2 separate regions of the Homo sapiens genome follow, and region 2 is linked to region 1. Evidence: read pairs that join two places in POLR2A ChIA-PET (ENCODE). Cell type or tissue: OCI-LY7. All regions are shown on one strand. Links, peaks and the distances in the headings refer to the core of each region. The heading gives the core; the rest is flanking DNA.

Evidence for each region. ChIA-PET counts read pairs that join two places held together with the same protein. Peaks named below come from ENCODE experiments on the same cell type or tissue, not always from the same donor. Only the 100,000 strongest peaks of a DNase experiment are listed, where the experiment ranks them.
Region 2: POLR2A ChIA-PET joins it to region 1 with 5 read pairs; 2 of 35 experiments call an interaction of 5 or more read pairs at or near these places.

What each region holds. Positions count from the first base shown.
Region 1 is chr1:37,924,063-37,928,444 of GRCh38, forward strand. The region is part of intron 7 of INPP5B (inositol polyphosphate-5-phosphatase B); the gene reads right to left. Among named protein-coding and RNA genes, the nearest start is that of INPP5B, 21 kb to the right of the region's middle. RefSeq lists an enhancer at 2,101-2,340. In OCI-LY7, for the core only: no CTCF peak of the experiment used is centred there; DNase peaks (open chromatin) are centred at 1,459, 2,109, 2,679 and 3,349; H3K4me3 peaks cover 2,133 bases; H3K27ac peaks cover 3,989 bases.
Region 2 is chr1:38,136,444-38,140,825 of GRCh38, forward strand. The region is part of intron 1 of LINC02786 (long intergenic non-protein coding RNA 2786); the gene reads right to left. Among named protein-coding and RNA genes, the nearest start is that of LINC02786, 2.9 kb to the right of the region's middle. RefSeq lists an enhancer at 3,674-4,382. In OCI-LY7, for the core only: no CTCF peak of the experiment used is centred there; no DNase peak of the experiment used is centred there.

The DNA of each region.
Region 1 (4,382 bases), core at 318-4,317:
CCACTGTGCCCAGCCAATGCAGTTCTTATCAGGAAGAAATCCCCCTAGGATAGACCCTGAAGACAGCAGCCAGGTTCTCAGTTCTCAGAGGTGAGCATTTACCATTTCTTTTTCTTTTTTTTTTTTGAGACAGAGTCTCGCTCTTGCCCAGGCTGGAGTGCAGTGGCGTGATCTCGGCTCACTGCAACCTCCACCTCTGGGGTTCAAGCGATTCTCGTACCTCAGCCTCTTGACTAGCTGGGACTACAGGCATGTGCCACCCTGCCGGGCTAATTTTTGTATTTTTAGTAGAAACAGGGTTTCGCCATGTTGACCAGGCTGATCTCAAACTCCTGGCCTCAAGTGACCCGCCCACCTCAGCCTCCCAAAGTGCTGGGATTACAGGCATGAGCCACCGCTGCTGGCCAGCATTTCCCATTTCTAATTGTATTTCCCAAATGAAAGCACGTCTAAATAATTAGCATTGCTTAAGTCCTGTGTGACTTTCCAGGAGGCAAACATTCACTCCCATTTTAAAGACATAAGAGGAAAGTTGAGACACACGTTTAATATCGTACAAAGAGGTCAAGCGCGGTGGCTCATGCCTGTAATCCCAGCACTTTGGGAGGCAGAGGCGGGAAGATCACTTGAGGTCAGGAGTTTGAGACCGGCCTGGGCAACACAGGGAGATCTCGTCTCTAAAAACAAAAAGAGGCTGCGCATGGTGGCTCACACCTGTAATGCCAGCACTTTGGGAGGCCAAGGCAGGCTGAATCACTTGAGGTCAGGAGTTCAAGACCAGCCTGGCCAACATGGTGAAACCCTGTCTCTACTAAAAATATAAAAATTAGTCCAGGCATGATGGCTCACGCCTATAATCCCAGCACTTTGGGAGGCCAAGGTGGGCAGATCACCTGAAATCAGGAGTTCAAGATCAGCCTGGCCAACATGTTGAAACCCCGTCTTTACTGAAAATACAAAGAGTAGCCAGACATGTTAGCACATGCCTGTAATCTCAGCTACTTGGGAGGCTGAGGCAGGAGAACTGCTTAAACCCAGGAGGTGGAGGCTGCAGTGAGCAGAGATCACACCACTGCACTCCAGCCTGGGTGACAGAGTGAGACTCCGTCTCAAAAAAATAAAATAAAATAAAAATAAAAATAAATAAAAACAAAAAGAGAAAGTAATAGTGCACCAAGGAACCATGAAGAAAAGAAAAAGAAAAATGTCCAGGCCTCTTGACATCCACTTTGTTTAAATTCTCATCATTGGCATTCCAAGAAAGAAAGTCTCTTCTCATTCATATTTGCTAGCTTCAGTTCATGTATGGATCACCAATAACAAAACTGTTAGAGCGTAATTTATTTTATATATTTATCTATTTAAATTTAGAGATATCACTATGTTGCCCAGGCTGGTCTGGAACTCCTCAAGCAAGACTCCTGCCTCAGCCTCCGAGTAGCTGGGACTACAGGTGCGCACCACTGTGCCGGGCTAACAGTATATTTTAAGTAGCAAAGAAAAACATGCAAGTCAGCTAGCATCTATCCTCCAACAGTACAGTATCTTTCCTCTAATAAATATATTGATGCCTCCCTCTTCCTGAACTGTCCCTCCCTGAGGATTTTTCTGTTCAAAGCTCCACTTCTAACTGAGTGTTTGTGGGTCACCTCACTTGCTCTCAACAATAACTGCAGAATTCCAAAACAAACTGTTTTCAGAAGAAAAAAAGAATCTTTAGGGGGTTCTCTTGTACTAGAAACATAAAACTGGATTAAATGGCCCAAAGAAGGAAAATGGAGAGGGGAACAACAAAAGGAAGAAGAAAAACGAATACAGTTCTCTTTTGTTTAAGGAAACAAAGTGACTTAAAATAAGTTACTTAGGAGCCTGCAGAGCTTCCCACAACGGTGGAAATGATGGGCAATATTTGTTCTCTAAGATAAACAAAAGCAAATTTATTTTCTCCATGCTAAAAGGATATGTTGGTCACACAAGTTTTACCTATTAGTACTGACAAAACAAGATGAAAGAGAGAGTGAGAGAGAAAACCACCCCGGGGGCTATTTTGCTAACATGCTCTCTGGCTTCTACTCTGGTAAACTAGGTTACCCTTTATGTTACCCTGAGATATAAATAGCATTCATTTCCTTTCACTGGCATGACAGACTTTAATACTTTGTTTCCTGGGTCCAGAAGAAAAAATACTTAAACACATCCCCTTGTAAATTTGAGTTACTACAAAGCTGGTTCATTTCTTTTTTTTTTTGAGACGGAGTCTCACTGTCGTCAGGCTGGCATGCAGTGGCGTGATCTCAGCCCACTGCAACCTCCGCCTCCCAGGTTCAAGTGATTGCTTCAGCCTCTCAAGTAGCTGGGATACAGGCGCACGCCACCACGCCCAGCTAATTTTTTATATTTTAGTAGAGATGGGGTTTCACCACGTTGGCCAGGATGGTCTTGAACTCCTGACCTTGTGATCCGCCCACCTCGGCCTCTGAAAGTGCTGGGATTACAGGCTTGAGCCACCACACCCGGCGAAGCTGGCTCATTTCTAATCAACTTTGGATTAAAAAAAAACAAAATGTATTTGCTATTACTGCTTTGTTAAAATAGCCCAGAATGGCCCCTGTGGGACTTCTGAGTAGCCATTTCCTTTTTAGTGCATAGTTCAAAACCCTCCAGAACACAGCTCCAGGTTTTGCATGTACCCAGGATGCAATGCAGGTGAACATTTTACAGACTGACTTGGATAAGTACTGGGCCCTGTACAGGATCCTCAATGGGGTTTTCTGAATAAGAGCAACTTCAGTTGCTAGATGGAAATAATGAGGTATTTCTCCCAAATCAGACTTCACTCTTTTTAAGGAAAGAAAAAGCTGCAAAAGGAAGTTAACAGCATCCCTGGTCATCTAGTGGTTAGGAAGAAAAAAAAAGAAAAGAAAAAAGATGTTAAGAACAGTGAGGCCAGGCGCGGTGGCTCACGCCTGTAATCTCAGCACTTTGGGAGGCCCAGGCGGGCAGATCACAAGGTCAGGAGATGGAGACCATCCTGGCCAACAAGGTGAAACACCATCCCTACTAAAAATACAAAAATTAGCTGGGTGTGGTGGCGTGCAGGTGCATGTATGTAGTCCCAGCTACTAGAGAGGCTAAGGCAGGAGAATTACTTGAACCCGGGAGGTGGAAGTTGCAGTGAGCCAAGATCGTGCCACTGCACTCCTAGCCTGGTGACACAGCAAGACTCCGTCTCAAAAAAAAAAAGGAGCAGTTAAATAAGTGCAGGAGCAGAAAGACTCCTACCAATCTACCGATTCAACTACCAATCTAAAGTCAGTGCAAGCTGGGCTTGGCAAGAGAATCACGTGAACAAGCTGCCACTCAACCAAAAGCATTACCTGACTTCAACACCACAAGTTACCTCCTAGACACTGGTCTGAACCTGAAGACGTGGATTCCAGTCTGAAACTAGCTCCATTTCATTTTTCTTTTTCTTTCTTTTTTTTTTTTTTTGAGACAGAGTCTCGCTCTGTCACCAAGGCTGGAGTCCAGTGGCGCAATCTCAGCTCACTGCAAGCTCTGCCTCCCAAGTTCACGCCATTCTCCTGCCTCAGCCTCCCGAGTAGCTGGGACTACAGGCGCCCACCACCATGCCCGGCTAATTTTTTTGTATTTTTAGTAGAGACGGGGTTTCACCATGTTAGCCAGGATGGTCTCAATCTCCTGACCTCGTGATCCGCCCTCCTTGGCCTCCCAAAGTGCAGGGATTACAGGCGTGAGCCACTGCGCCCGGCCTCATTTTTCTACTATAATCTCTACCAAGCTCAGCCTAACACTCCTGAATTCAGCAGAGACAAATCAAAGAAAAGAAAGGACATTTTGAAAGAATCATCAAAGATCATTCCTATCTCTATTAATGCAAAGGCAAAGAATGAAGACCAGATTCACCTATCCCCCAAAATGCCTGGGCCTCAAAGGTGCTCTATGCCCTTGGCTCACGCTACAAGGAACACTGTCCTGCTGGGCCAACCCTATACTCTCTTACCTCTATCTACGTATTATCAGACCCCTCTCAGTCAGACTGCCAGCTCCTGAGGGGTGCCTTTGTTTCTCCTGCCGTGAATCAAAAACAGCTTTTTTTTTTCTGAGGGGACAGAGTCTTGCTCTTGTCACCCAGACTGGAGTGCAATGCCGCGATCTCAGCTCACTGCAATCGCCACCTCCCGGGTTCAACTGATTCTCCTGCCTCAGCCTCCCAAGTAGCAGGGATTACAGGTGCCTGCCACCATGCTCAGCTAAGTTCTGTTTTTTTGGGGTTTTTTTGTTTTGTTTTGTTTTGTTTTGAGATGGAGTCTCGCCCAGGCTGGAGTGCAGTGGCGCGATCTCGGCTAACTGCAACCTCT
Region 2 (4,382 bases), core at 126-4,125, 210 kb after region 1:
CCTGCAGACAAGGAGTCCGTGCATTGACAGGTGCCACAGGCACTCCTTGGCCCTCACCCCATGTCCCCAGGTCCCCGGGGAGAGGAGACAGACAGGATGACCTCTCAGACTTGGCAGTTATTTCTGATGAGCAGCCTGACCAGATGGCTTTCTCTCTGGTTTTTAGAATTGTTCCTTTCAAGGTGGAAGAGGGCATGGACCTAGTGTTGCCCCAGTGGGCTAGGGTTGGGCTGGAGGGTGGTGATATTGGAATAAGAAGGGAGAGTGAAGGAGAGGCACCTGGGGAGCTGGGCTGGTGGCTGGTTGGCTGCTAAGGGAGCTGTCCTGTTCTTTGCCTATAAAGACAGGAACAGCAAGGGTAAGAAGTCTTCAGAGGGAAAGCTGGGGAGGAGCCTTTCCCGTCTTTCCTTGACTTTCTGTCTCTGACAATGTTACTGCCACTGCCTGGACCCCTGGGCCAGATGGTCCCTCCTTCCTGAAAGAGCTGCTTCCAATATCCCTTTCAAAAGATACCCTCCTCCTGCCAGCCAGCAAACCTTTAGGACACCTGAGTGGTTTCCCAAATATGCCTTGTACATTCCCACCTCCAGGCCTTTGTGTTTGCCATTTTCCCTGCCAGGCAGGCCCTCTCTTCCTTCTTTTTCTGGTAAGCTCCTTCCTACCTGTCCTTCCAGGCTCAGCAGAAATGTCTCCTTTTTTGAGGAGCTTTACCCGACCAGGCTGAGGTCACCGGTGGCTCCTGGGGAACTCATGCAATTCAGCCCTTAACATACTATGTTGTGGGGATCTGTCCATCTGCCCTTTGGGTGAGAGCTTCCCCTCTAGGGTTGGGACTGAGTCTGACTCAGCTTTACGTGCCCAGGGCCCAGCACTGAGTCTGTTGGGATGAACAGGATAGAAGTTTTATCACCAAGTTTCAACACTGCTCTCTGTCTGTACCTGCCTACCTGTGTACCTGTCTACCTGTGAACCTGTGTACCTGAGTGGGAGAGTGTGCCCTGGTTTCCATGCATCAGTCTTTGCAGGAATGTCTTTCTGCCCACTCTTCCCTTCTCCACCCTCCAAACCAGATAGGATGCTCCTTGAGGGCAGGGCGAGCTCTGCTTCATCTCTAAAAGCACAAATGCAAAGTGGGAGCTGGTAAAGATGTGTGGAACTGGGTCTGGATTTTGCTAAAAGGGACCTGTTCAGGCGGGAGCCCTCTAGGCAGGGTTGCTGTTGTGGCTTCCCATGAAGGGCCTGAGCAAGTCCCTGTGCAGGGTCCAAATGCTCACTCTTCATGGGGTGGGAGGGTCCTTTCCATTCAAGCATGGAGAAGCTGCAGCCCCAGAATCTGCAGGCTCAGCCTCAGGGGCTGGCTGTCCACGTTGGGTCTTCACATTCCCATTAGCCAGTTGTGGGGCTAGCCCTGGGGCTCTTCTCCCGGGGCTGCCAAATACGATGGCTCTCCAGAACAAAGGGCAGCGTTGTTTCTGCTGCTGCCTCCATAGCCTCCCTTGGGAGGCCGGGAGCCAGGACTCAGACAAAGTGTGGGTTTCCTCTCAGGTGGACAGCACGCCTGCCCTCCCGCCTATGCAGAGGCCACAGAGATATTGCCCACCAGATTCAGGGCTCTCATAACTCTTTCAAGACAATCACTTTATTTATATGACTTTGTTTAAAAAACCCACAGACGATCCACCACGGGGACATCTCCGACTGGCTCAGCTTGGTTCTCTCCTATCCTCTGAGTCCATAACTCTTAGTCTTTTGATTCTCCCAGTCCACACACTATAAAAATCTTATTTCTATAAGGTCTTTTATGGTTACCAAGATAGTCAATAGTGTCATTTTCATTCATATCATTCTGCAGGGAAGTTAGAGGAAACGAACCAGACAGAGGAGAGCTATAAATAAGGTTCAGCTACACAAGGCCCCAAGCAGATCCCACTGTGTTCTTTTAAAACTACTCATGCACAGAATACACACACACGACATATACCTATGCACATGTATGCCCAGTCATGCTAGAGACAGGTGCACACGAACTCACCCATGCACACAGGATGCTTTGTCCACATGCTGCTTGCATACACACACGCATGTATGTGCTTGCACAATTTAGCAGTTTTAGAAAAAAGCCCTTTATGGGATTTGCCTGTCTTTGGAGGGCCAAGAGCAGGCAGCAGTACTTGCTGTGGTGAGATGGGGGTACTGAAGCAGGCCAGCTCAGAGAACGCATTCCAAAGCCATGAACTGCAAGGCTGGGCACCTGGCCATCCATGAGCTCATGTGTGGGGAGCTTTGGAATTCCCGCCAACACAGGAGCTTAGCTCCGGCCTGAGTGGCAGAGGCAGCCACCCAGCCAGCACTGGGAATGCCGGGCCACTCTCAGAGCTTCCTCTGACTGTCTCTTGGTGTCATCTGAGGGCCAAACCCCTCATTCTTTGGAGGAGAGCCAGCTAGCTTCACCATTCTGGTTTGTGCCTTGCTGCCACACCTGATTGTCCACAGCCCTGCTGCCCACAGCTTTGCCTTCAGGGCAGGACCCCAGAGGAGGAGCATAAGTTGTGGCCCTAGAACAGAAAGCAGGAAGCCTTGGGCACTGAGGCCCAAGAGAGGCAGAGAGAGAGCTGGCAGGGGAGGGGAGGGTAAGAAGTCTTCCGAGGGAAAGCTGGGGAGGAGCCTTCCCCATCTTTCCCTGACTTTCTGTCTCTGACAATGTTATTGCCACTGCCTGGACCCCTGGGAGCAGGTAGGGGAAGGGAGGGGCTGCATGGCTAGTGCCAGAGAACTGTACTCTCCTTAGAGAATTCCAGGCTCATTGGCCTGGGGTGCAGAGGAAGGAATGGCCGCTAGAGTCAAGAGGTCTGGGTTCTAGCACTGACTAGCTGCACACTGCAGCCTTTTGCGATGCTGGGCAGACACCCTCCCCTCTCAGGGCCGCTATACCCCAGTGAACCGTAAGGAGGGATGCGCTCTCAGGTTCCTCCTAGTTTGGGAACTGCAGGTGGATTAGGCACACTTCAGGGTTCCAGGGCAGGTGTGTCTCCTTAGCTTCCCCATCTGCAAAATGGGGCTGATGATTTTTTACTGTTGGCGACATCCCAGGGACACTGTGAGGGAAACTGGGCGAAAGTCCAGGTGTACGGATGAGCTTATTTGGGAACTGGTGGCTTTGGAACTCATAACGAATGCAACCCATCAGGGTGCCCAAGACCTTGCAAAGGATCCCCTCCTACCCCCAGCTTCTTTCTTCCTCCTTACTACCCAGCACCCCCTGTACTCCCCCAGCACTGGAGAGCTGAGAATGCAGCCCAGGGCTCTGAGCTCGAGGCCTTGGAATTCCTCTATTCCCCTACTGCCTTCTTCAAGGGAACTATTAATTGTAATTTAAGCCTCCCAAGTTAAAAGCAGCGTGCAGATTTAAGGATTCTTTCATCCCAATTACACATCGTTTCTGGCTGCACTTTAGTGCCAGGCTTTTATCTGTTGTTCTGGGGAATCACTTATTGGCCAGAGCAGCGGGCTCCACGCAGATTGCTCCCTGATTATGTTTAATGGCAAATGGAGAGTTAACTCTCCTCCCTCCCCGGAGCTGTGTCGGCACTTTTCCCAGCCCAGCCGAGAGCAGCCCAGGGGAACAGGAGGGCATGGAATGGGGGAGCTGCAGGGACCTCCATGTCCTGGGACTGTTTGTGCAGGGCTCCGAGGGGACCCATGTGGCTCAGGGTGGCTAAGGGGGCAATGCTGCCCCCACCCGCTGGATGACCCAAGTGCTGTGTTTCAAATGCTGATAGCAGCCCTTTGTTTATTCTACACATTCCACTACCATGGGAGGCTACTGTGCATTCATGCCTTGGGCTGGCCTGTTTCCTCACCCACACTGGAGTGTGCCCGGCAGTTAGGGCCACTGCATCAGTCTTATACACACTTGCACACTCCGGGTGAGCCCAGCTCCTGAACCTGCACTGCCACACGCACACTCACACACACTCACACTCACAATCAACATCTCCATGTGCACGATCACACTCGACTTGCATAGACTCCCTACTCTCACCTGCGAGCACGCTCTCAGCTCAGTCCCAAACATGCACAGGGCTGGACCCTTCTCCACCATCAAATGGAGACTTTTCTGTCTGTCTTTTTGTCTTTTGCTCACAGAATTAGGCTGCCAGAGGAGCTTGGAGTGGATCTTGGAATGTCAGGTGATGAGATCATAGACTCAGACCCCTGTGCCATTGAGCCCCCAGGGTCACTCACTTCCACTGGGTTCCTGAGCCCCAGTAGGATTGTACCTTGTCACAGAGTTTGGGCTGGCTCAGTCCTTTGGATGCTACTCTGTGAATCTCAAACTTGACGCTCCAAAGCAGAGCTCCTGGTCTCCCCCAAACCTGCTT